Linked DNA regions of Homo sapiens: regions 2 and 3 are each linked to region 1. A link is a loop called in an ENCODE intact Hi-C map of the cell type or tissue named here. Cell type or tissue: endothelial cell of umbilical vein. All regions are shown on one strand.

Region 1 (8,000 bases):
AAGTTGTTAAGTTTTCCTTCATCTGTTCTTTTTGCTTTCTTACTCCTTTTTTTCCTGTCTTTTTTTAAAGCTTTTTCAGTTGATTTGGGAGGGGAGTTTGGGGCTCTTCACCCCTGTCCCTGATACCCTCTCTCAGCCCCGCCCACCCGCTTCCATCTGCCCTGGCCGAGGGACAGGCCCTGCCCCAGCCGCCCCCTCCGGCTTTCCCAAAGACAACGTCCATGAGGTATTTGTGAAGAGAAAGAAGCATCCGTCCTTCCATCCGCCTTGGGGAACAAGGGCCTGGACCACCGGTGCAGGGGCTTGGCTCCGCCTCGCGGTTCCATCTTATTCTTGAAGAGTCCTCATCTTCTTTCCCTTTTATATATATATATATATATATGTTTATATATATATATAAATTTTTTTTCTAGTTTAAATTTATTGTTTGTTTGTTTCTGTTTTTTTGGTTTTCGGTTCAAAACTTTGTTGGCCTCCACAATAGCAGGAGGGCAGGGTGGCTCCCAGTGGTGTCTCTCCTCTGTCCGTCGTCAGTGGAGACGTGTCCGGGGCTGGTCAAACACAGGGTCCAGCCAAGAGTTGTGGAGGTCTTGTGGGAGTGGTGGCCACCACCGCGCCCTCTCAGATGGGGACCACAGGCTGTGGCACTGTCCCCACCACATGGACCCTGATGGGGATGCCATCTCGAGGAACCCCACCACTGGGGTGTGTGCGTGCGTGCATGTGGGGGGAGGGAGAGGCATTCGCCAGTACCAGAGGGGCACAGGGTGGGAAAAGCGAGGTGAGTTCTCTTTTTGGTTTCTGGTTAATGTCAAAGAACGTGAAGGATCCCACGGATAGGCACTGGAATATGAATTTTTTTTTTTTTCAGGGAAACAGACAGGATGGAAAAAGACAACTGAATGCCCTCAACTGAATGTCTTCATCCCCTCTTGCCTGAAATTTCCACCTTCCCATAGGCTGGGGAGGGAGTCAGTTCCAGAGCAGAGGAGGGTGACAGGGTTGAGGAGGGACTTGTGAGAGCTAGAACTTGGCAAAATGGCCTAGCCCACCCTTCAAAGGGGAAAAGAGGGAGGAACAGGGGATGAAAAGTTGTCCGCAGGCCTTCCCTTGAACTCTCCCCTGCTGGGGGGAGGGAGGAGGTTAAAGCAAGACCCCCTGCCCAGGTGGGGAGAGCTGGGGGCCAGGGGAGAAGGGGACACATGGTAGGGACACATTCTGTTGAGCACAATGCTAAAAATTCTGTACATCCTTTGGATGAAGCTACTGAATATTTGGTGTAAGGTTGTTCAGGCCCTTTCTCTTTCACCTTCTGGAAAAGAACATTTGGTGGGTGGTGCTAAGCCCCAGCCCATCTGCCCAGGCTGTGCCCTGTCTTCGCTGGCCCAGGGCTGGGGGCTGGGATTAGGAAGCTGGCATCTTCTCTTTTTCCTTCTGTAGCCCCCACGGGGGAGGCAGGGTTGGGGGTTGGTCCCACAGCCAGGGCTCGGTGGCATGAGGTCTGACCTGCTGGAGGCTTCTCCGCCCCTGGCTGGGGTTTTTATTTGGCGTCGTAGCAGTGAGGGTGAGCACGCTGAGGTCTGGCTCGCGACTGGTTTTTTGGTTTGTTTGATTTTGTGGGTTTTTTTTTTTTTTGGTTTGTTTTTGGTTTTTTTTTGTTTGTTTTTCACCTCTGGTTCCTTTGGGGCAGCTGGTTTCTGTTGTGATTATTTTTGGTTTTCTCTTTTGTTGGTTAGTTTCTTTCCTTTTTTTTTTTTTTTTTGGTTGGTTGTTTTTTTGGTCTTTCCTCCCTTGTCACTCCTGCTCTGAGGACCCTCTGCGTCCCCACCACTGGCCTCCTCGCCCTCTTCCCAGGCAAGGGACCAAGGCAGGGACCAGAGGAATGGGAGGGGAGGCATGGCTGGCCCTCACTCAGGTTTGGACCCTGCCTCGGGCCCCCCTGGACCTCCAGGGGTCTGTGCTGCCGTCTCGCTGCAAGTGGAGGAGGAGGAGGATGAGGATGAAGAGGATGAGGAGGAGAGGCCAGGAGACTTGCTGGAGATGGAGGCTGCCACAGCCGCAGCCGCTGCTGAGACCAGGCCCACACCAGGCGGGGTGCTGAGCAGGGGCAGCCCAGCATGATTCAAGAAGAGCGGCGAGGTCACCAGGCCAGGGCTCCCCGGGGCTGCACCGGCTGCCCCCAGCACCAGATTCCCGCTGCCATCAAGGCTGGTAAGGGGCAGGGTTCCACCAGAGGCCAGGGCTGGCGGGGAGAGAGAGAGGCTGGGCTAAGGGCATGCCGGGCCAGGGGAGACCTTTGCCTTCCAGCATCCTGCCCAGAGTGCCCCCCATCTCCCCATCGGTCCCACTGACCCCCATCAGCACCCCTCACACCTTCCCCAAAGGTGAGATGGGTATGAAGAGGCAAGCAATGCAGTGAGCAGGGGCAGGATGGCATGGCTGGAGCAGCAATGGCAGGGCTCGAGGCCCCAGAGGATAGGGCTGGTGACGATGGGTGTGACATGAGGCAGCACGCACCTTGGATAGTGGCCAAAGGGTTGTTGCTCATGAGGGCTGGACTCAGCCCGGAGCTCAACCCCACCATTGTGCTTCTGCAAGAGGCAAAGCAGAGGCATTAGCAGGGGCAGGGACCTGCCAACATAACTGGGGTGCCGCTCCCCACCCTAGAAGCAGCAGCGACCCTGCTTCTCCCCACAGCTTCCCACGTGCACCCACTTACCCCGTGCTGGGGTTCAGGCCTGACAAGCCGATAGCCGAGTGGCTGCCTTGAGGGCTGGGGTTTGTGCTGTTGGTGGTGGCCGGGGGTGGGGGAGTGACAGAGGGGATGGAATTGAGGGGGGGCGCAGCCCCGCCCCCGCCCCCACCCCCTCCAGCTGTCCGGCTGGGGTGGAGCGTCCCCACAGCTGAGGATAAGGTAGTAACTGCCAGAGAGAGACAGAAAGATGGGGTCTTCAGCTTCCACTCGTCCCCCACTGAGGAACCTGGGGTCAGCTCCTACTTGTCCTCCCGCCCAGCTCACGCAGCATCTCCTCAGTCAGAACAGCCTTAGACCTCCCTGCCCTCTCTTCCCAGAGTCATTTCCCTGTGCCTCTGCCATGGTGACCCCTGTCATAACAATGGAAGTCAGAGCAGGTGCTTCCTGCTGAGCCCTGGCACTCTACACTCCCTGCCCTGAACCACTTTTTTACCGACTAGAAACGGGGGTGCCCAGGAGACAAAGCCCTATGGCTCCCTCTAGGGGCTGGGGAGGGGCGAAGGGTGCCAGGCACACTGCCACATCTGAGGGATGGGCAACCTGGCAGGGGCTGAGGGCCCAGACTCAGCCAGACTGCTGGGGTAGAAACTCCTGGCTCTGTCTCATCCCAGTGGTGCCCTTGGGTGAGTGCCTTAACCTCTCTGACCTTCAGATCCCTTGTCTGGAAAATGGGGATAATAATAGACCCTATCTCATAAAATGAGTTTGAGAATTAAGTCAGTCAATGCAGTTTAGAAAGAGTTTAGTACAGTGCCAGGCAAGCACTTACTACTTTATAAATCTCCACTTACTATTTTCTAGCCTGGGGAGGGGCAACGTGTTGTTTTATGTGTATATATATTATGTGTATATATATTATGCATATATATATTATGTGTGTGTGTATATATATATATATATATATATTTTTTTTTTTTTTTTTTTTGAGATGGAATCTCACTCTGTCACCAGGCTAGAGTGCAGTGGTGTGATCTCAGTTCACTGCAACCTCCTCCTCCCGGATTCAAGTGATTCTCCTGCCTCAGCCTCCCGAGTAGCTGGGATTACAGACACACGCCACCACGCCCAGCTAATTTTTGTATTTTTAGTAGAGACAGGGCTTACCATGTTGGCCAGGCTGGTCTCGAACTCCTGACCTCAGGTGATCCACATGCCTTGGCCTCCCAAAGAGCAGGGATTATAGGCATAAGCCACCACACCCAGCGAATTTTATATTATTATTATATATATGGTGTATAACCATACATATAAACCTACCGTGTCCCAGGAAGAGGGAGGGGAACTCTGGATACAAGACTATGTATGTATGCATGTATGTGTGTATATGTACATACACATACACTCTTACATACATGTATTTATATCTTTTTATGTTTTACACATTCATAATAATTTAATAAAAACTGAGGCTTAGAAGGATAAAATAAGTGCTTGAATTCACACAGCTTAAAAATGACAGAGGCCAGGCACAAAACTCAAGTGCCTCACCTTTTACCAGGCCCATGCTTTTCTCATATGAAATCGTGAAGCAGATTAAAGCTGAGTTGCTCCTGCAGAGGAGGGGTGAGTCCTACCCTCTTCCCACTGTCTCTCCCATTCCCCCACCCACACTCCCCAGGCCCAGTCTTGAGGCCCATGGACACCCAGAGCCACTTGGGAACCTCAGGCTCCAGCCTGTGCCACATCCTCCCAGTCCCCCCTCACCATTTTCTGCCCTCCCTGACCTGTTGTGCTCAGACTGCTGGAAGCTTGGGACAACGGTAAGGTCCCCGCGCCCCCTTGGGGTGTGACCTGAGGAGAGAAGAAAGGAGGTGTGGTTAGCCACTGTCTGCCAGCAGCCCCCGTGATGCTCCCTGTAGGACCCCACTCCTCCGTCCCAGGATGGGGGCAGGGGGCTTTGGCACAATGCTGCATTTGTATTATTCCACATGCTTTCTTCACACTTGCCCTAGCTGATCCTGAGCCACAAGCAGGAAGGGCTAATTCTCCATTGAGAACACTCCCCACCTCTCTTCTGACACCGCCCCATCTGGCTAGTCTTTGCAGGGTTGTGTCCTGTCTGAAGTGACTGCACCGGAAGAGTGGCTGCTCCACATGCTCCTGATATTGTTGGTTCTGCAAAACTAAAACTCTTTTCCCTGGACAAGCAAACACCACCCTTTTACCAGTGGGGTTGGCAAGCAATGCAGGAGAGACTGTTCAAAGTGACCCAGGCAGGGAAAGAGCAGATCTAAAGTGCGAGGCTAAATGGATGCATATCTTTGCATCGGGGTGTTGAGATGTCATATTACTTGATTTTCTGGGACCATCAGCTTCCTTCTTGGCCACCCCACCTCCAGTCTCACCTTTGCATCAGCCCCAGAAACCTCACTAAATGTGACTCTCTCCTTCCCCAGCTCAAAACCACTCCTTACCTCCTCACTGCCCATGGTTCAAGTTCCAGCTCTTCACTGTAAAACTTGGGGTACATGCCCCCACTCCTTCCCCAACCTCATTCATATAAACTGCAGCACCAACCACACTAAATTGCACTGGAGTTTCTCAAATTGGGCTGGGCACACCCTGGCTTCTAGGCCTTAGTACACACTGGTCCAGGAAGGCTCTTTGCCTTCTTGTGGCTGGCTAACTCTCCCTTGTCCTTTAGAACTCAGTTCAGACAGTGCCTCCTTCACACCGATGGGGGCAGGGGCTCCTCTCTGGAGCATCACAGCTCTTCCCAGAAATGGAAATAAAAGGATGGGATAAAGGATGTCCCAGCTGTGTCTGATATCAAGTGGGCCTGTGTATAGCTGTGGACCTGAGAGTACACCCATGGGTGTGACAATTTCCCCGAACGGCAAATAAGTGCCTCTCCCTGCCTCTGTGTGGTTGTGAGCCTGTGTGTTCTAACCTGGACCACGTCCCTGGACATATATCCCTTCCTGTGTGGCTATGGCACTGTGATAACTCTGTGTCTGGCTATGTCGGTGTGTATCTAGGGGTGCTTGTATCCCCCATGTAAGACCACAGTTCCCTGGAAACCGTCCCTGTGTAACTGTGCCCATCTACGTGATGGCCTGTCTCCAAGAGTGACTCTTCTTGTCTCTGTTCTAGGCTCTGTGGACAACCAGGTAGGGTGGGCTTCACACAGGTGCCTGCGGAGCTCTGTGGTCTCCCCACCCCCCAGGCGGGCTCTTGGTACCATATGGGGGCTGTAGCTGGCCGGCTTCCCTGGGCTGGGCAGCATGGGGGCCGCACTGCAGGGGTTGATGCGTTTCTCCTTCTGGCGCCGGTTGCAGAACCAGACGCGGATCACTTCCTTCTCCATGTGCAGCTGCTCGGCGATCAGCAGGATCTCCTCTGAGGTAGGCTTCTGGTTCTGCAGGCAGAGGGCTCGTTAGCCCGAGGCCCACCGCCCGCCACCCCTCAGGTGAGGGCCACCCAGGAGAGGGGGGCCTCACCGCTAGAAAACTCTTCTCTAAGGCGAAGCGGACGTTTGTCTCGATGCTGGTCCTCTTCTTGCGTCTCCGGCCGGGCAGGCCGTCGAAACCCAGGCTGGGGCTGCTCAGCTGGTTGGGGCTGGGCAGGCTTGAGTCCACAGACATAGTCTCTGTGCGCCGGGGGAGACGTGAGCATGAGAAGGGGCCTCCCGCGGCCAGCGGCCACTGCCCGCCCCCTACGCGGGAACCCCAGCCTGGTCCCACCTGCATCGTTGAGCCACTTCTCCAGGAGGGGCTTGAGTTTGCACATGTTCTTGAAGCTCAGGTTGAGGGCCTCGAAGCGGGAAATGGTCGTCTGGCTGAAGTCGTTGCCGTAGAGCTTGCCCATGGCCAGGCCCACATCACCCTGGGCCAGTGGGGCGGGGAAGGGCCCGAAGTCAGGGTGGGGCCTTCCGGCACTGGGCCCGCTCCGCCCGCCCACTGGCCACGCCCCTCGCGGCATCTATCAACTGGCCACGCCCCCACGCCCACCGCCCAGCCTGCAAGGTGCCTCCAGACCTGCGTGAAGCCCAGCTTGATGCGGCGTTGCTTGAAGGTGCGGGCGAATTGCTCCAGCTCCTCCAGATCACTGGGCTCCTCGGGGTGGGATGGTGGCTCCAAGCATTTGGGGGGCTGCGGGTGCGAGAGGTGCGGGTCGGGCAGCGTAGGGCGGGTCACGGCCTGGTGGGGTGGGCAGGTGGGTGGGATGCAGGGCGGAGGACCAGGATGGGGCTCAGCGATGGGTGCACAGTCCCCCTCCCGCCCTCTTCGCCCCTGCGTTCCATCCGCCGCCTGCAGACTCCCCCCGCCTTCCTCCACAAGCACCGTCAATCCCTTTAAAGGTCCCTCCACATGCACTGTTAATCCCTTTAAAGGTCCGACTCTGCTGCCCTACATGGGTTTCCTCATTGCCTGGGACTCTCTGCACTGTCCCTTCACGCCTGCGAACTCCCAGAAGGAGCAGCCAGCTTTTTGTGCCAGGGCTCTTTCCCTGGAGCTGGAGGCAGTGGTTCATCCTCATCTCAACCTGGGAATCAGGGACTGGCCCTGCCACCAAATCACTGCTTAGCCCAGGCCTCACTTTCCCCCTCTGCAGGATGGGAACAATCACTGCTGTTCTGTCTACCCAGTGGGGCTGTTGAGAGAATCGGGTTAAAAATGAGTAGGTCGTGCAGACCCATGGACTGTACAATGCCAAGAGTGAACCCTAATGTCAGCTATGAACTTTGGGTAATAGTGATGTGTCAATGTAGGTTCATCACCTGTTACGCTTGTACCACTCTGGTTGGGGATGTAGATGATGCAGGAAGCTGTGCATGTGTAGGGGCAGAGATAGATGGGATATCTCTATATCTTCCACTCAGTTTTGCTGTGAATCTAAAACAGCTCTTAAGAAATTAAGTCCTAAGCAATGAGTAGATTGCAAATAAAGTAAAAGTTAAGAAAAAAAAAAAAGGACTGGGAGGGCAATTAGAGAGATTTACAAAAAAGCAACAGCTCTATCTGGGATTCTTCATTGCCCTAACAATAAAGGATATGAAGCAGGTGGTGGGTACAGGGATGTTTGTCGCTCAGGTCCTTTATCCATTATTCTCCAAAATGCTGGGGCAGATGTTTAGGAATTTTTCAGTTTTTTTTTTTTTTTTTTTTTTGAGATGGAGTTTCACCCTTGTTGCCTAGGCTGGAATGCAATGGTGCGATCTTGGCTCACCATAACCTCTGCCTCCTGGGTTCAAGTGATACTCCTGCCTCAGCCTCCCGAGTAGCTGGGATTATAGGCATACGCC
Region 2 (8,000 bases), 94 kb before region 1:
AAACATAGAGTGAAACACACATAGGGCACACACCTTACACACCCATCACACCACAAGAGACTCATAATCACAGCCACAAAGTGCTGTGCGGACTAACACCGACACTCAGAAAATCGCAGACTCACACATCACACACTCTACCACACCTGACCTCCCACCATCTCACATAGAAACCCACATCGTGCAACCCATAAACCAACACACACCTGCACTCAGCACCATCACACACGCACAGGCCTCACACTGCCTCCAGACACACTACATCAGCCTTTGTGGACATCGTTGCATGATCCCACGATGTCGCACACATCCTCACACACACTGCTCCCCAGTGTGTTTGGGCATGAGCAACGGCCCACAGTGCAAAGTTGCCAATGCTAACTGTGAATGACAGACAAAAAGGTGCACACACTTACACATAGCACAATAATTCAAACACAAGTCACGCGACACCCACACACCTCCCACACATACACACATCACGTTATTGCAGCACTATCGCAGACATCTTTGTTGCACCTCCAAACACACCCCAACGCCCTCACCCACATGACACACAGAGCTCGTCACAGTATATGTACACACACAGATGCACAGCCGGCACCCACACCCCAGGCCTGCTGCCGACACACAACACCCCATCAGCCACCCCACTGGAGCCCAAGAAGTTGAGGCCTCCCCACTCACTCCAACACCACTTTGTTCTATGAGGAACACCCCAGACTCTCCCTGGGGATGGTAGAAGGGGAAGAGAGAGAGAGAGAGACAGAGAGCATTTGACCTTGTAGTTTTCTCAGAATGTGGGTATCCTCTCCACCTATGGGATAGGAGATGTGGGGGACGCAGGCAAGGGACAGGGAGTGAGCTTGGTGTATGAGGGTGGGTGGGTGAAGGTCGAGGACCTGGTGCAGGGAAATGTGTGAAAGGCTGAAGGCCAGAGAGAGGCACAGAAACACAGAGATTCAGAGCCACAGCATATGGACAGAGACAAGGCCAGAGAGTGAATGGAGGCTTTCCCCAGTGCCCAGAGCCCCATCCCAATCCTGTCCTCTGACCCGTCCCCATCTTTCTCGCTGTCCTTTGTTGCCATGGTAACAGGGAGCTGCTTCTGCAGCAAAGGAGGTTGGGCCTGCAGACTGGGCTGTTGCCATGGAGACTGGGAAAGGGGGAGGAGCCACATCTTTTAACCCAGATGCCTCACCCCCAGACGCCCCCTCCCCAACTCTGCCCTCTTCCTAGGGGAGGGAGAGCCTATCAACATATCCTCCTTTCCTTCTCTTGACACCTTGGCCTAGAGGCATGGGCCTGGACCATGGAGAATGGGACTGGGGAGATGGGGAAGCCTGGGGAGGTGGGGGAGGCCTGGATTCCAGGAGATTCTAGGCTCTGTCTGCTCTTGCTCTCCAGCTGGGCCGGGGGAGGCCTTGAGCCCTTCCCATCCCACCTCAGACACAAGCTCACGTCCCCCCTCATGCACTCTCTCCTCAGGCACGAGCCTGATGAGACTGATGACTGTGCATCGTGCTCCTGGTGAGGCTCTGCAGAAGTAGGGGGGGCGGTGAGAAGGAAAGACCTGGGAAGGTCACAGGGATAAAGGGGAATAGGGGAGCTAGATGTGAGAGGCGGAAGGAGAGACACAGAGGGAGAAACAGGCAGCCCAGAACCAGAGAGAGGCGGATACAAACAGATTGAAAAAGACAGACAGAGATTGGCAGATGCAGAGATGAGAACACGGAGACAGAGCAACGGAAGAGTTCAGTGAAGGTGACAGAGACAGAGAGACGTAGACAGCCAGGCAGAGACAGGCTTGGTAAACCAGGGAGACTCAGAGATAAAGGCCAGGGGGAGACTGAGCAGAAACCTGGTAGGGGACCGGGGACTCAGAAATGGGGGAGACCCCAGAGGGAATTGGCCTCGAGGCATTGGGACAGAGAAGGGGGAGAAACCAGAAATGTCTGTAATCATGTTCTAGTCACCTCGACAAAGAGTCCGACCCAAGGGCAGAGACATTGATTGGAGTGTGTAAGAGACGTGGAGATAGAGATGCGAGACAACAGAGAGAGGCTGGTGCCTGCCCCCACACCTGTCCGAGGGGCACGCAACCAGGGTCTGAGACGCAGAAGGGGACGGGTGGCGACGGGGGGCGCTGTGTGCGGGGAGGGGTCTCCCAGGGTGTGGCCGGCCTGCCAGGACTGCGCTGGGCAGGCGGGCCCTGGAGGGAAGTCGGGCGCTCTGGGCTCAGGCTGGCCAACTGGGTGCTGAACGGACAGCTCCCAAGCCCCGGGCCGCCGCCCAGGAACGGGCGCAGCCTCGCTCTCTCTGGGACCTTTCCAGTCAGGCTTTCCTTTCCGTTCCAGTCCCCTCCAGGTTCCATTTAGTTTTTTATGGCTTCCTGTCTCTCACCCCAACTCCGGGTGTATCTTACCCTCCCGCTTCACCTCTGGTCTCAGCCCTCTATTCTTTCTCCAGTCTTCTCTCACCTCACCCAGCCTCTCTCCCTGTCTCGCCGGCTCTGTGTCCTCTAGCTCTCTCTCCCCATCCCCCTCCCGCCCACTCTGCCCCCTTCGTTGTCTCTCCCCATCTCTGTCTCTCGCCATCCCTCCATCTCTCCCTTTCTGCTCGGCCTCGTTTTGGCTCTTGCTGTGTGACCTTCACTCGTCCTTCCTCAGCTGCAGTTTCCACAGAAACCTCCGGCGGGGCAGGGAGGGCGGGGACAGAAGGCGGACCCACCTTTCTCCTGCGCCATCAGCCCTTCAGCCTCTCCCACCCCTGCCCGCCCACCCACCCCCCAGTCTACTGGGATTCCTCACTTCCTCTCTTGGGGGTTGGGGAGGTACATTTTCAACAGAAACACGGGATCACAGCCACAGACAGTTGAAGATGGCCTCGCAGATGCGTGCACACACGATCACAACGTCACTGAATCACCCCGGCCCAGGCACACACTCGCCACCCCAGGCACGGCCACACTCAACAGCTCACTGGCCCTCCCCTCCCCCAGCCCCATCTGTTTTCTGTCTTTCTGTGTCTCCGCTTCCGGTGTCTCCGCGTCTCCAGATCCCTGCATCTCTCCATCTGTCTCAGGGTCTCTGTCGCAGCCTCCCTCTGTCCTGAGAGAAGGTCAGTGGAGAGGGGCCAGCTGCTGGGACCCGGGCTGGCCTGCAGCCTGTAGGCAGGGCTGAGGGTGGAGAGAGCATGGAAGTAACCATCGAGGCTCACTCTGATTCTCAGCAGGTGCCCCGGGGACCCAAGCCTCCAAAGCCCTCACACCCCCAGGAAATGAGAGACGGTATCCCCAGTTCTGGGGTTTTGTTCTTTTTTTTATTCCAACAGGGGCTGCGATGTGGCAAGGGGAGGGATGGGGGCCCAACTGACCCCCTCCCTGGGGGAGGTCTCATAGAAATTCCGAGGTTTCTCCCCCCAAAAAAGAGAGGAAGAGAAGAGTGGAGGGGCACCAGGGGACACCCATCTGTCCAGAGGCCCTCCCCACCTCCAGAAGCGTGGGGGGCTGCGTCAAGTCTTGGGGAGCCTGAGCAGTCCCAGAATGGGGTCCTCTCCGCTGACTGCTTTCCGCTTCCCAGAGCCGCCCCCGAAGTCCCCAGCCCCTGGAGTCCTCGGTTCCTGCGCCCTTCTCGCCCGCGGCACCCTCTCGCGAGTCCACTGGGGGGCGCAGGCGGGCTCCAGAGCCAGGCCTCGGACTTCGCGGGGAACCAAAGGCAAAATCGCGGCGTCCGGGGCGCCGGCGCACAAGTCCTGTCCCGCGCCCGCTGCGGGAGCGGAGACTGCTGGGGCCTGGGGCGGGCCCCGTCCCTTCGGTCAGTCCGGGCGCCCGCACAGCCCCGCCCGTGGTCACTCGTGCTCCGCCAGCTCCCGGGGGCCGGCGGGGCCAGGCCGCGGCCGGGGCGGGCTGGTGGCTTCGGCGGGGACGCCCAGGCCACGCGGAGGCGCGCCGGCCCCCGAGGCCCGCAGCGCCTGGATGCGCCGGCACTCCTGGCAGACGCGCACGTGGGTGCAGGGGGTGGGGGCGGCGGGTCGGGCTCCGCTGGGGGGCCCCGGGTCGTCCAGGAGGCGCTGCGGGCCCCCGTGCGCGCTGCCCGCATCCCCGCCCGCGCCGGCCGAGTAGAGCTTGCCGTTGCTGAGGCGCATCTCGCGGACCGCGCGCAGTGACAGCAGGGCCCGGCTCGGGCCGCCCGGGCGTCGGCGCCGGCGGGAACGCGACGTCTTGCGGCAAGAAACGGCGTGGCGCAGCTCCTGCAGCATCTCCTGGCACACCGACACCTGGGGGTGGCGCGGGCGGTCACCGTCCCGGCGCAGTCCGCCTCCCGCCTCCCCCAGCCCCTCTCCACATCCCACTCCTCCTCCTCCTTTCCTCGCCCGGGTCTTTCTTCCTTCTGCCCTCGCTTCCCTTCCCACTTCTCTTCCCTTTATCTCCCCCGTGTTTTCTGCCTCCCCTCTCCACCTCTCCCCACTTATCTTCAATGTCTCCATTCTACTCTGCGTTTGTTCCTGAATCTGCCCTTCACCTTCCACCTAAGCTCCTCTCTTTCCTCTGGTCTTTTCACTGTCTCTAAATTTTCTCCAGTTCTTCCTTCCTGATTTCCCATCTTCTGCCCCTCATCCATGCGTTCATTATTGCAAGGCATATTTACCTGTGGCCTGCTGTGTGCCCGGCACTGTTCTGAGCACTGGGGATATGGCAGAGAAGGAAACAGACAGAAGTCCCAGCCCTCGTGGAGGTTATGCTCAAGTGTGCAGAGACAGAAGATAACAGACATGTATGTAGTGTGTTAGGCGTGGTGAGTGCTTTGGAAAGAAAGAAAATCGGGAAGAGGCCTAAGGTGTATGGGTAGGGAGTGACGATGAATTCTGAGACAGGACAGTCAAGGAAGACCTCACTGAGAGAAGGATCCTTAAATAAAGACAGGGTGAGCCACTGGAGACCTGGGAAGCCAGCCTGCTGGACAGATAACCGGGCAGGGCCGAAATGCCCAGGTGGGAGTGACTTGGCACGTCTGAGGCACTGCAAGCAGGTCAGCATGGCTGGAGGGGGGCGTGCACAGGGAAGACAGAAAAATGAGGTCAAAGGAGCAGTGGCGGCCAGCTCTGGTAAGGCCCATAAACCACTGGAAGGATTTTTGGCTTTCATTCTGAAAATCAGAATGAGAGTCAGACGGGAATCACTGGGGAGCTTTAGGTAGAGGAGTGCTGTGTTTTCATAGGATCACTCTGTGTTGAGAACAGATTGTAGGGAGGCCAAGGCAAGAGCAGGGAGCTCATGGAGGAAGCTATGACAATAACCCGGGCAGGAGATAGGGATGGCTGGACCAGAGCGACCTGAGAAAGGTCTGGATTCTGGATATATTCTGAAGGTGGAGCCAATAGGATCTGCTAAGAGATCAGATACGGGGCATGGAAGAGAGAGAATAGTGAAAGAAAGCTCCAATATTTTGGCCCGAGCAACTGGAAGGACCAAATTGCCTCACAGGTGGGCAGAAGCCCAATGTTGGACACATCGCATCACGTGCACACCTATCAGATATCCAAGTGGAGATACCAAGTGTGGAGCTGAAGTTGCAGACCTTGGCTTCAGGGGAGACACATATTTGTGGGTTAAGGCAGGCAGCCTTCAAGATCCCACCTCCCGCGTCCACGCCCCTGTGTAATCCCCTCTGACACTGTGTCAGAGCTGGTCTGTGTGACCAACAGAATAAGTTTCAGCCATTGCACATTCTGCTTCCGCCTTGCTCTCTCTGATCACTCGCCCTGGGGGATCTCAGCTGCCATGGTGTGAGGACACTCAAGCAGTCCTTGGAGAGGTCCTTGTCTGAGGAACTGAGGCCTCCTGCCAACTGCCATGTGAGTGTATTCATCATGTTTTTTATTTTCTGTGTCTTAGGATGTTTTGACACTTTAAACATCTTGCAGGCTGGGGAGAGACTACCCCTCCCAGAACTAGCCAAGCCTTAGAGATAGCAGAGGGCTCAGCTGCCTTTCATGTGCAAACCAACCAATCTATACCCCCAACCTCCCCCTTTACCTAACTCTCACATACCAAGCCAATATTCTTCCTGACCTAAATCAACCCGGGGCCAGGTACCAGATAAGTAGGGACAGCCCCTATAGCCCAGAGTCCACTGACATTATCCAAACTGGTGAATCGTAAGCTGTTTCCCCTTCTCCTGGGAAATGTTAAAGAATAAAAATCATTTTTCTTTCTGTTTCTTTTTGAGACAGTCTCACTCTGTCACCCAGGCTGGAGGGCAGTGGTGCAATCTCGGCTCACTGCAACCTCCACCTCCCAGATTCAAGTAATTCTCCTGTCTCAGCCTCCTGAGTAGTTGGGACTACAGGTGTCCACCACCATATCTGGCTAATTTTTGTGTTTTCAGTAGAGACAGGGTTTCACCATGTTGGCCATGCTGGTCTTGAACTCCTGGCCTCATGTGATCTGCCCTCCTCAGCCTCCCAAAGTGCTTGGATTACAGGCGTGAGCCACCACACCTGGGCAAAAATCATCTTTCAATGAAATTGGTCTCCATGTTGTCACTTGGCCACCTCCAGAAACTAAAATCCCATGGGGACATTTGGGACAGTGAGCCATCTTAGAACGGAACCCTCCACCCTTTGTTGAGCCTTCAGACCACAGCAGTCTGGCCAAAAAACATGACTATGACCTCATCAGAGACCCATGGCAGCCAGAAACATCCAGCTAAGCTGCTCCGAGGCTCTGGACCCACAGAAACTGTGAACCAATGGAAGCTGGCTTTTTAAAAGCTGTTAAGGTCATTTGTTATGATAGCAATAGATAACTAACACAAGAATCACCAGCACATAGTGGGTCTTAAGAGCCATTTGGCTGGTGGGATCATTCAAGTAGTGGAGAAAGACCGAGAAGAGAAGCAGTCTAAGGACTGAGCCCTGGAGCCCCACAACAAACAGAGCCTGGGGAGAAAGAGAAACCCAACGAGGGAGCCTGGGAAGGAGTGACCGGAGAAGTGGGAGAAGGGGAAGAAGGGGCTTTGAGGATTGAGAGTGACTGGCTGTGCCGAAGCCCACTGCTACCTCATATACATGAGGCCTGAGACCGGGAATTTCAGACATGGAAGTTGCTGGTGACAAGAGTGGCTTCAGTGGAGTGGCAGGGACCGATGCCAGACTGGAGTGGGGGGCAAGAGGAAATGGGAGGAAAGAAGAAACTGGAAGCATCAGGGAGACCCCCCACTGCTGCCAAGGCTGTAAAGAGAAGGGAAGAAAGTGGGCGGTGGCTGGGAGGGAAAGTGAGGTCAGGAGAGGGTTTAAGACTGGAGAAATGACAGCATATTTGTACGTTGGTGGCCTGAATCCAATAAAGAGAGGACAACTGATGCTGCAGGAGGAAAGGACAGACTTGCCGGAGGGATGTCCTTGAGAAGGCAACCTGGACACGGGTGGAGGGCACCTTTACTAGCAGCATGGACGGCTCCTTCAGAGGAGTCCTTGGGCCAAGTGCAGAACACTGGCAGGCAGCTGGATGCAGAGCTGGGGTCTGGGGAGTAGATGTAAGGTCAGCCGCTGGATGTGAGGAGGGGGAGGAAGGGCTGGAGGCTGACAGAGAGAGGGGAAGCAGGGAACCAGCAGTCCAGGGGTGCAAGAGCACGAATGGGTCTGGAAATGCAGGGGTGTGGCTGGGCGGCCCCCAGGGACATGGAAGCAGCCCTCCTGAACACAGTGTGGGACCAGTCCAGGGCTGTGTCCTCTTCTGGTTCCCTCTGTCACCCAGGCTGGAGTGCAGTGGTGCAATCTCAGCTTACTGCAATCTCCACCTCCCGGGTTCAAGCGATCCTCCCATCTCAGCCTCCCGAGTAGCTGGGATTACAGGTGTGCACCACCATGCCCGGCTAATTTTTGTATTTTTAGTAGAGATGGGGTTTCACCATGTTGGCCAGGCTGATCTTGAACTCCTGACCTCAGGTGATCCGCCAGCCTCGGCCTCCCAAAGTGCTGGGATTACAGGTGTGAGC
Region 3 (8,000 bases), 59 kb before region 1:
CCAGACTGCCATCTGCCAGGTTTAATGCCAACTGCACTGACTCAACTACTTCCTGCTCATCAGATCTGATCAGCATACTGTTGTCAATGTAGGGGACCAGTGTGAGGCTATGTGGACTGTAGAGTTCAAGTTCTTTGCAGCCTAAATCAGGACAGAAAGTGGGAAAGTTGATGTCACACTGAGCAAGACTGTGAAGATGTGAACCTTGCCTTCTGGTAGCCCTTGGAAATTGGTATGGAGAAAAAAGCATCTGCCAGGTTAGTAGCTCACACCAGCTGCCAAGGGCTGTGCTGACTTGCTCCAATAGAGAAACTTCATTTGGGACAGCAACTGCAATTGGAGTCACCCCTGATCACGTTGACAATAATCCAAAGTCATTCTTCCAAAATCCATCTGCCTTCTGTACAGGCCAAACAGGCCAGCTGAATGTAGATGGGATCACTACCCCTGCTTCTTCCAAGCCGTTAATGGTGACACTAATTTCCACAATTTGCACAAAGGATAGAGAATTGCTTTTGAATTACTATTCTGGGAAAGACAGGGAGTTCTAGGAGCTTCCACGTGGCTCTTTCTACCATAATGGCCCTGACTCCATGGGTCAGTGCGCCAACGTGGGATTCTGCCAGCTACCATGTGTGTCTATTCCAGTTATACAACCAAGAACTGGGAAAACACAGGGTGGGACCATGGCCCCATCAGGCCCCTTCTGAGTTAACCTGGGCTCAGATTCCACCAATCACTTGACCACATAAGTCCCACTGTGTGGTCTACCAGTCAAAGCAGGAAAAATCAAAATGATATGCCATCCATGAAAATGACAGGGAGTTGTCTAAGTAGCTAAAAGCCGATAAAAACACTCAATGCTGAGAAGGAGCCTATATAGAAACTGTTGTAGTCTTTCTGGAAAATAATTCAACAAAATATCACGAAAGCCACAAAAAGGGTATTCTTCTTCCACCCAGTTATTCTGTTCAGAGAACCAATCCTAAGAAAATAGGCTGCAATGCAGGCAAAGCTTTTGTGCATAAAGATGCTTGTTGGCCAGGTGCAACAACCCATGCCTGTAATCGTAACACTTTGGGAGGCCAAAATGGGTGAACCACTTGAGCCCAGGGACTCAAGACCAGCCTGGGCAACAAAATACAAAACAATTAGCCAGGCATGGTGGTGCACACCTGTAGTCCCAGCTACTCAGGAGGCTGAGGTGGAAGGAGCACCTGAGCCTGGGGAGGTTGAGGCTGCAGTGAGCTGTGATGGCACCACAGCACTCCAACCTAGGCAACTAAGTGAGACGCCAATCTCAAAAATAAAAAAAAGATGTTTGTTAATGATTATTTATAAGAGCACAAACAATAAAAACACCTGGAAACAACTAGTTATGAAAAATGGCTAAATAAATTATGGTACATCCACATGGAATTACTACTATGCAGCCAAGTAACATTCTGTTTAGGTTAAAACAATGATATTATATTTGGCCTTTGAGATGGGCAAAGATTTTATTTTAGAGATTGGTAACACTGACTGTTGGCAAGAGTATGGGAAATTTCACATTCTCATGCACTTTGGTAGGAATATAAATTGGCGAAGCCTTTTTGAACAGCCATTTGGCAGTATACACTTAGAAAAAATTTATACCCTTTGACCCAGCACTTTCACTTCTTGGAATGTATCCCTCAGGAACACTCCCACAAATCCACAGGCCAAGTTTATCATGACACTGGCTATGCTAGCAAAGCTGGAAGCCATCCAAATAGCCATCAATAGGGGATATGGTAAATAATTCATGCTGAGCCACACAATGGAATCCTTATATCCTCACTTGAATTTTAAGCAGGCATCTCAAATGATCCGTGACCAGAGAAAACTCTTGTTTCCCGGCCCCAGCAAACTGCTCCTCCCATGTCCTCCTTATAGTGGAAACTGGCCTCGCCATTCGCCAGCTGCCCTGGCCAAACCCCATAGTCACCCCGATTCCTCTCTTCCTCTTATGCACATCCAAGCTGGCTGCACACCTGACACAGCTGCCACTCAAACCAAGGCAACATCTTCTCTCATCCACACCCTCCAACAGCCTCCTAAATGGACCATTCAGTTTCTACTCTTGTCCCACTAAGGTGTTCCTCAAGACAGCAGCCAGTGCAATCATTTTTAAATGATTTAAAAATTAGATCCTGCTGGCCTATGCATACAATGGAATATTATTCAGCCATAAAAAGGAATGCAGGCCAGGCGCAGTGGCTCACGCCTGTAATCCCAGCACTCTGGGAGGCTGAAGCGGGTGGATCACGTGGTCAGGAGATCAAGACCATCCTGGCCAACATGGTGAAAGCCTGTCTCTACTAAAAATACAAAAATTAGCCGGGTGTGGTGGCGTGTGCCCGTAGTCCCAGTTACTCAGGAGGCTGAGGCAGGAGAACTGCTTGAACTCATGAGGTGGAGGCTGCAGTGAACCGAGATCATGCCACTGCACTCCAGCCTGGGCGAGAAAGCAAGACTCCGTCTCAAAAAAAAAAAAAAAAAAAAAACGGAATGCAGTACTGGTATATGCCATGATGTGGATGAACTTTGAAAAGTTGGAAACATCATGCAAAGTGAAAGAAGCCATACACAAAGACCGCATATTGGATGATTCCATTTATGTGAAATATTTGCAATAGGTAAACCCATGGAGACAGAAAGATGGGTGGTTGCCAGGGGTTGGGGTAGCGGGGAGGGAGTGGGGAGCGACTGCTTAATGGGTATGAGTTTTATGGGAGGTTATGAAAACGTTTTGGAGCTAGATAGCAATAGTGATTACACAACACTGTGAATGTACTAAATGCCACTGAATTGCACTCCTTAAAGTGGTTATTTTTATGTGACATAAATTTCACCTCAGTAAAAAAGAGAAAAAAAATTGATCAGGCTGGGCACGGTGGCTAATGCTTGTAATCCCAGCACTTTTGGGGGGCCAAGGGAGATGGATCATTTGAGGCAAGGAGTTCAAGACCAGCATGGAAACAAGGCAAAACGCCGTCTCTATTAAAAATATAAAAATTAGCCAGGCATGGTGGTGTGCGCCTGTAATTCCAGCTATTTGGGTGGCTGAGGCACAGGAATTGTTTGAACCCAGGAGGTGGAGGTCGCAGTGAGCCGTGGTCGTGCCACTGCACTCCAGCCTGGGCTACACAGTGAGACTCTGTCTCAAAATAAAATAAAATATCATGGCACATTCCTTGCTTAAAACCTTCCAGTGGCTCTGCAGCACGATAAAAATAACAGCCAAGGCCAGGCATGGTGGCTTACACCTGTAATCTCAGCACTTCAGGAGGTCGAGGCAGGTAGATTGCTTGAGCCGAGGAGTTCAAGACCAGCCTGGCCAACATGGCAAAACTCTGCCTCTACAAAAATACAAAAACCAGCCAGGCGTGATGGAGCGTGCCTGTAATCCCAGCTACTGGGAAAGCTGAGGTGGGAGGATTGCTTGAGCCTGGGAGGTTGAGGTTGCAGTGAGCCAAGATGGCACCACTGCATTGCACCACTGCACTCCAGCCTCGGTGACAGAGCAAGACCCTGTTTCAAAAACTAAAAAATAATAATAAAAAATAACAGCCACACTCCTTAGCAGTGACTGTGAGGCCCTGGGATGTGGGCCCTGCTCTCGGATCTCTCTGCCCCTCACTTTTTCCCCTCAACCACACTTTTCCCCTCAAGTCTTTATACATATGGGCTCTCTACTTGGAAAACACTCTTCCCCAGATCCATCCTTTCACTTGGCAATTATTTGCTGCGCACCAGCTGGGTGTCAGATGGTTCTAGGCGCTGGGGATGCAGAAGTAAGGAAAATAGTCAAACTTCTGCCCTCATAAAACCCTCCCTGGTGGCTCTTCTCAGGACTGTATTCCCCACCCCTTTTAGGTCTCTTCTCAAACGTTATCCAACCACCTTGTCTAAAACAGCATCCACGCACCAGACACTTTTATCTCCTTACCTTGCTTCACCTAACACGATATTAATATATCATACGCTGTCAGTTTCCCCCACTAGAACATCAGCAGTTGGGGCGGGGGGCGGGAAGGAGGGGACAAGGAGCACCTCTGCTCATTACATTGCTGCCCCCTAGTGGCCAGGATGCAGTGGGTGCAGAATAGTTGCTCAGTAGTTATTCAGTAAGTGAATGACTAAATGTAGCTGGTTTGTTTTTGTTTTCGTTTCGCTCTTGTTGCCCAGGCTGGAGTGCAATGGCACCATCTCGGCTCACCACAACCTCTGCCTCCCAGGTTCAAGCAATTCTCCTGCCTCAGCCCCCTGAGTAGCTGGGATTACAGGCATGCGCCACCACATCCAGCTAATTTTTTTGTATTTTCAGTAGAGATGGGGTTTCTCCATGTTGGTCAGGCTGGTCTCGAATTCCCAACCTCAGGTGATCCGCCCACCTCGGCCTCCCAAAGTGCTGGGATTATAGGCGTGAGTCACTGCGCCTGGCCTAAACGTAGCTGTTTTTAAAGATGAGGCAGATCTATGTGTACTAACGTGGGAAGATGGCCAAGTTACAAGTAAAAAAAGCAAACTACACAGCAGTAAGTATAGTAAGATATCATTTTTGCAAAAATAAAAATTTAAGAAATTTAGGCTGGGCATGGTGGCTTACGCCTTTAATCCCAGCACCTTGGGAGGCCGAGGTGAGCAGATCACCTGAGGTCAGGAGTCGAGACCAGCCTGGCCTACATGGTGAAATCCCCATCTCTACTAAACAATACAAAAAAATTAGCCTGGCATGGTGGTGGGCGCCTGTAATCCCAGCTACTTGGGAGGCTGAGGCAGAAGAATTGCTTGAACCTGGGAGGTGGAGGTTGCAGTGAGCCAAGATCGTGCCACTGCACGCCAGCCTGGGGAACAGAGCCAGACTCTGTCTCAAAAAAATTAAGAAATTTAAAGATGTACCTGTATTAATGAATTTGTAGAAAATGAGTTGGAGGAATATGGTCTCTGAGGTGTAAGAACATCATGTATATCCAGTGTTTCTGCTATTTGTACCATTTGGTATTTTATCATTTAGTATTACATATATAAACAGAAAATAAAGGAGTTCCTTCTCAAATAATTGCTTATGAAAATTTCTGATGGTATGCAAAAATGCTTTTTAATGCATATATACTTGCTATTGTTGTGCAAAATAGGATTATACTTAATACAAATATGTTTTATAACCGGAAACACAGTATAATGTAAAATTTTTTAATGAAATGGACTTTATTTATTTATTTATTTATTTTTATTTTTGAGACAGAGTCTCACTCTTGTCGCCCAGGCTGGAATGCAGTGGCGCAATCTCGGCTCACTGTAACCTTCGCCTCCCAGGTTCAAGCGATTCTCCTGCCTCAGCCTCCTGAGTAGCTGGGATTACAGGTGCACACCACTACGCCTGGCTAATTTTTTTGTACTTTTAGTAGAGATGGGGTTTCACCATGTTGGCGGGGCTGGTCTCGAACTCCTGACCTCAGGTGATCTGCTCGCCTTGGCCTCCCAAAGTGCTGGGATTACAGATGTGAGCCACTGTGCCCAGCCTATTTTTTTAAAACAGGGTCTCACTCTGTCGCCCAGGCTGGAGTGCAGTGGTGCAATCATGGCTCACTGCAGCCTCAACCTCCCAGACTCAGGTGATCCTCCCACCTCCCAGCCTCCTGAGTGGCTGGGACTACAGGCACATGCCACCACACTTGGCTAAATTTTTTCAATTTTTGTAGAGATAGGGTTTCACCATGTTGCCAAGGTTGGTCTTGAACTCCTGGGCTCAAGTGATCCTCCCACTTCGGCCTCCCAAAGTACTGGGATTACAGGCGTAAGCCACCATGCCTGGCGTGTGTGTGCGTCTTCTATCAGATGAAGAGAACTGGGGACAACATTTCTAAAGACTCCTTGATAGAATCAGTCAATTGCCCATTCAACACTAATTTACTAGAAACCTGCCATGTGTCAGGCCCTGAGCTGGGGACATAGCTAAGTAGACAAGGCTCCCATCCCCAGGGTGTGGAGGCCACAGGTGAGGTGGGTGGGTATTGTCTTGGTCATGCCAGCATCTATGACCTGTGCTGATCTCATCTGTCCCCTGTGATACCCCTCCAAGTTAGGGGGTCACCACTCCCCATTTGAGGAGACACTAAGGCTCAGAGGGGGCAGCCACCTGCCTGCAGGTCACAAAGCCAGTAAGGAGTAAGTCCAGATTTGAACCCAGGGTTAGCCGACTCCAAAACCCATTCTTCTAACTACACTCACATACAGACCGCCTCAAGAAAGGTATCTAGCAGTAGTGACCACATGTGAGCCAGGCATGTGCCAGGCTCTGTGCAAATGCGCTCTCATTTAATTGCCTTAAAACTCACTGGCTGGGTGCAGTGGCTCATGCCTGTAATCCTAGCACTTTGGGAGGCCAAGGCGGACAGCTCACTTGAGGTCAGGAGTTCGAGACCAGCCTGGCCAACATGGCGAAACCCCGTCTCCACTAAAAATACAAAAATAGCCGGGCATTGTGGTGCATTCCTATAATCCCAGCTACTTAGGAGGCTGAGGCAGGAAAATCGCTTGAACCCTGGAGGCAGAGGTTGCAGTGAGCCGAGATCACGCCACTGCACTCCAGCCTGGGCGACAGAGTGAGACTCTGCCTCAAAAAGAAAAACAAAAACAAACAAACAAAAAAACCCTCTGTGAGGGAGGTAACATTAGCCCCTTTTCAAGAGGAGTGACTGACCTTCAGAGATAAGTGGCTTTGCAGGGATCATGTGGGAGCACTGGGGACCTGAAGCTGGCTCCTTCTGGCTCCTAACCAGTGCACTGCTATAGTGGACTCCATGGTGGCTACCCAGACTCTGTTTCAGGAGTGGGGCACTCATTGCCTCAGCTGCCCAGGGTGTAGGTGGCTGATGGCTCTCAGCTCTGTCAGTAGAAGAGCGTCCCCTCACCCAAAGTCCTGACTCTCCCCAAGAGCAGCCCACGTCCAGTGACATATCAGTGGGTGCTTAAAGGCCTGGCACCCTTACCACAGGGGGAGGTCCTTGACGGCCAGCTCAGCTCCAGAGCTGCCTGTGGGACAGCTAAGGCCCAGTTGTGACTGCAGCGCAGCTCAACTCCTCTGCCCAAGCCTGCTTCCTTCCCTCCTGCACAGGGCAGGTTTCCAGGGGCACGCCATCACACCTCCTGCCTCTACATCTCCATCTCAGAGTCAGCTTCCTGGGACCCTGACCTAAGATCTTCTTTGCCCTTGAAGGCTAAGCTTTATCCTGAGGGCCTCAGGGGCTTCAGTTAAAGCATACAAGTGACAGATCAGACTCACACTGTAGAAAGGTTCTATTGGAGGACAAGCTGGGGAGTGGAGAGACTAGAAGCCAGGAGGCCAGTAAGGAGGCTGATGAGAGGGGTGGGACCTGAATTCACACCATGGCAGTGATGGCAGGGAGAAGGCCAATGTCAGCCATGGCCACTGGGTGGAAAAAATGGGTCATAATTCAAGACAGGCCAAGGAGACCTGTGCCTGGCCCAGGGGTGACTGGCAGGATGGTGGTGCCCCAGGCTGTCTTCCATCTGGAAGTCACTCACCAGCTCTGGGCCACCCTGATGGGGTGCCCACCTTGGCTCTCCTGGTCACTAGCCATGGGCCTGGACATGAAACCTTGATGCCTCACTGTACATTTGAGAAAACGGGGCTAATACCAGTCCCTCTCTCACTGGGTGGCCATGAGGAGTCAAGGATGGAGACAAGTCAGAAAGCTCAGACAAGGGCCTGGCACAGCGTGCCACTCCATCAGTGTACTCCGAGCTTCCCAAGTTCCCAGCTGGAGGGCTGGAAAGGGCACGGGCCTTAAGTCAGACACACCTGGCTGCAGCCCTGTGCACTGGGGACTCCAGATCTCACACTGGGCAGTGATCCTCAGGCCATGAAGGACTGCTATGAAAATTATGTTAAGTAACACTTGAAAAGTTCCTCGCACATGGTGTGAAATCAACAAATGACAGCTGCTGCT

What was found. Hi-C counts contacts between places; a loop is a spot of excess contacts. Peaks named below come from ENCODE experiments on the same cell type or tissue, not always from the same donor. Only the 100,000 strongest peaks of a DNase experiment are listed, where the experiment ranks them.
Region 2: it touches region 1 in a loop (16-fold over the local background); 9 of 110 quality-filtered maps call a loop at or near these places.
Region 3: a loop joins it to region 1, with 10 times the contacts of the local background. A loop is called at or near these places in 3 of 110 quality-filtered maps.

Annotation. Positions count from the first base shown.
Region 1 is chr19:42,089,350-42,097,349 of GRCh38, forward strand. POU2F2 (POU class 2 homeobox 2) reads right to left here. Exons shown (of 15, transcript NM_001394376.1): 8 at 6,733-6,894; 9 at 6,439-6,580; 10 at 6,196-6,344; 11 at 5,937-6,113; 12 at 4,480-4,546; 13 at 2,720-2,921; 14 at 2,518-2,591; 15 at 1-2,242. The coding sequence ends at 1,908. Among named protein-coding and RNA genes, the nearest start is that of ZNF574, 17 kb to the left of the region's middle. In endothelial cell of umbilical vein, a CTCF peak has its summit at 3,245 (motif pointing left); DNase peaks (open chromatin) are centred at 2,542 and 3,132; H3K27ac peaks cover 310 bases.
Region 2 is chr19:41,995,022-42,003,021 of GRCh38, forward strand. It overlaps GRIK5 (glutamate ionotropic receptor kainate type subunit 5), which reads right to left. Exons shown (of 20, transcript NM_002088.5): 20 at 3,303-4,278. The coding sequence ends at 3,850. Among named protein-coding and RNA genes, the nearest start is that of ATP1A3, 4.8 kb to the left of the region's middle. RefSeq lists a silencer at 2,230-2,289. In endothelial cell of umbilical vein, a CTCF peak has its summit at 3,665 (motif pointing right); no DNase peak of the experiment used is centred here; H3K27me3 peaks cover 2,984 bases.
Region 3 is chr19:42,030,812-42,038,811 of GRCh38, forward strand. All of the region lies in intron 12 of GRIK5 (glutamate ionotropic receptor kainate type subunit 5), which reads right to left. Among named protein-coding and RNA genes, the nearest start is that of GRIK5, 35 kb to the right of the region's middle. RefSeq lists enhancers at 1,171-1,943, 3,946-4,240, 3,986-4,280, 4,211-4,260, 4,478-4,977. In endothelial cell of umbilical vein, a CTCF peak has its summit at 4,113 (motif pointing left); no DNase peak of the experiment used is centred here.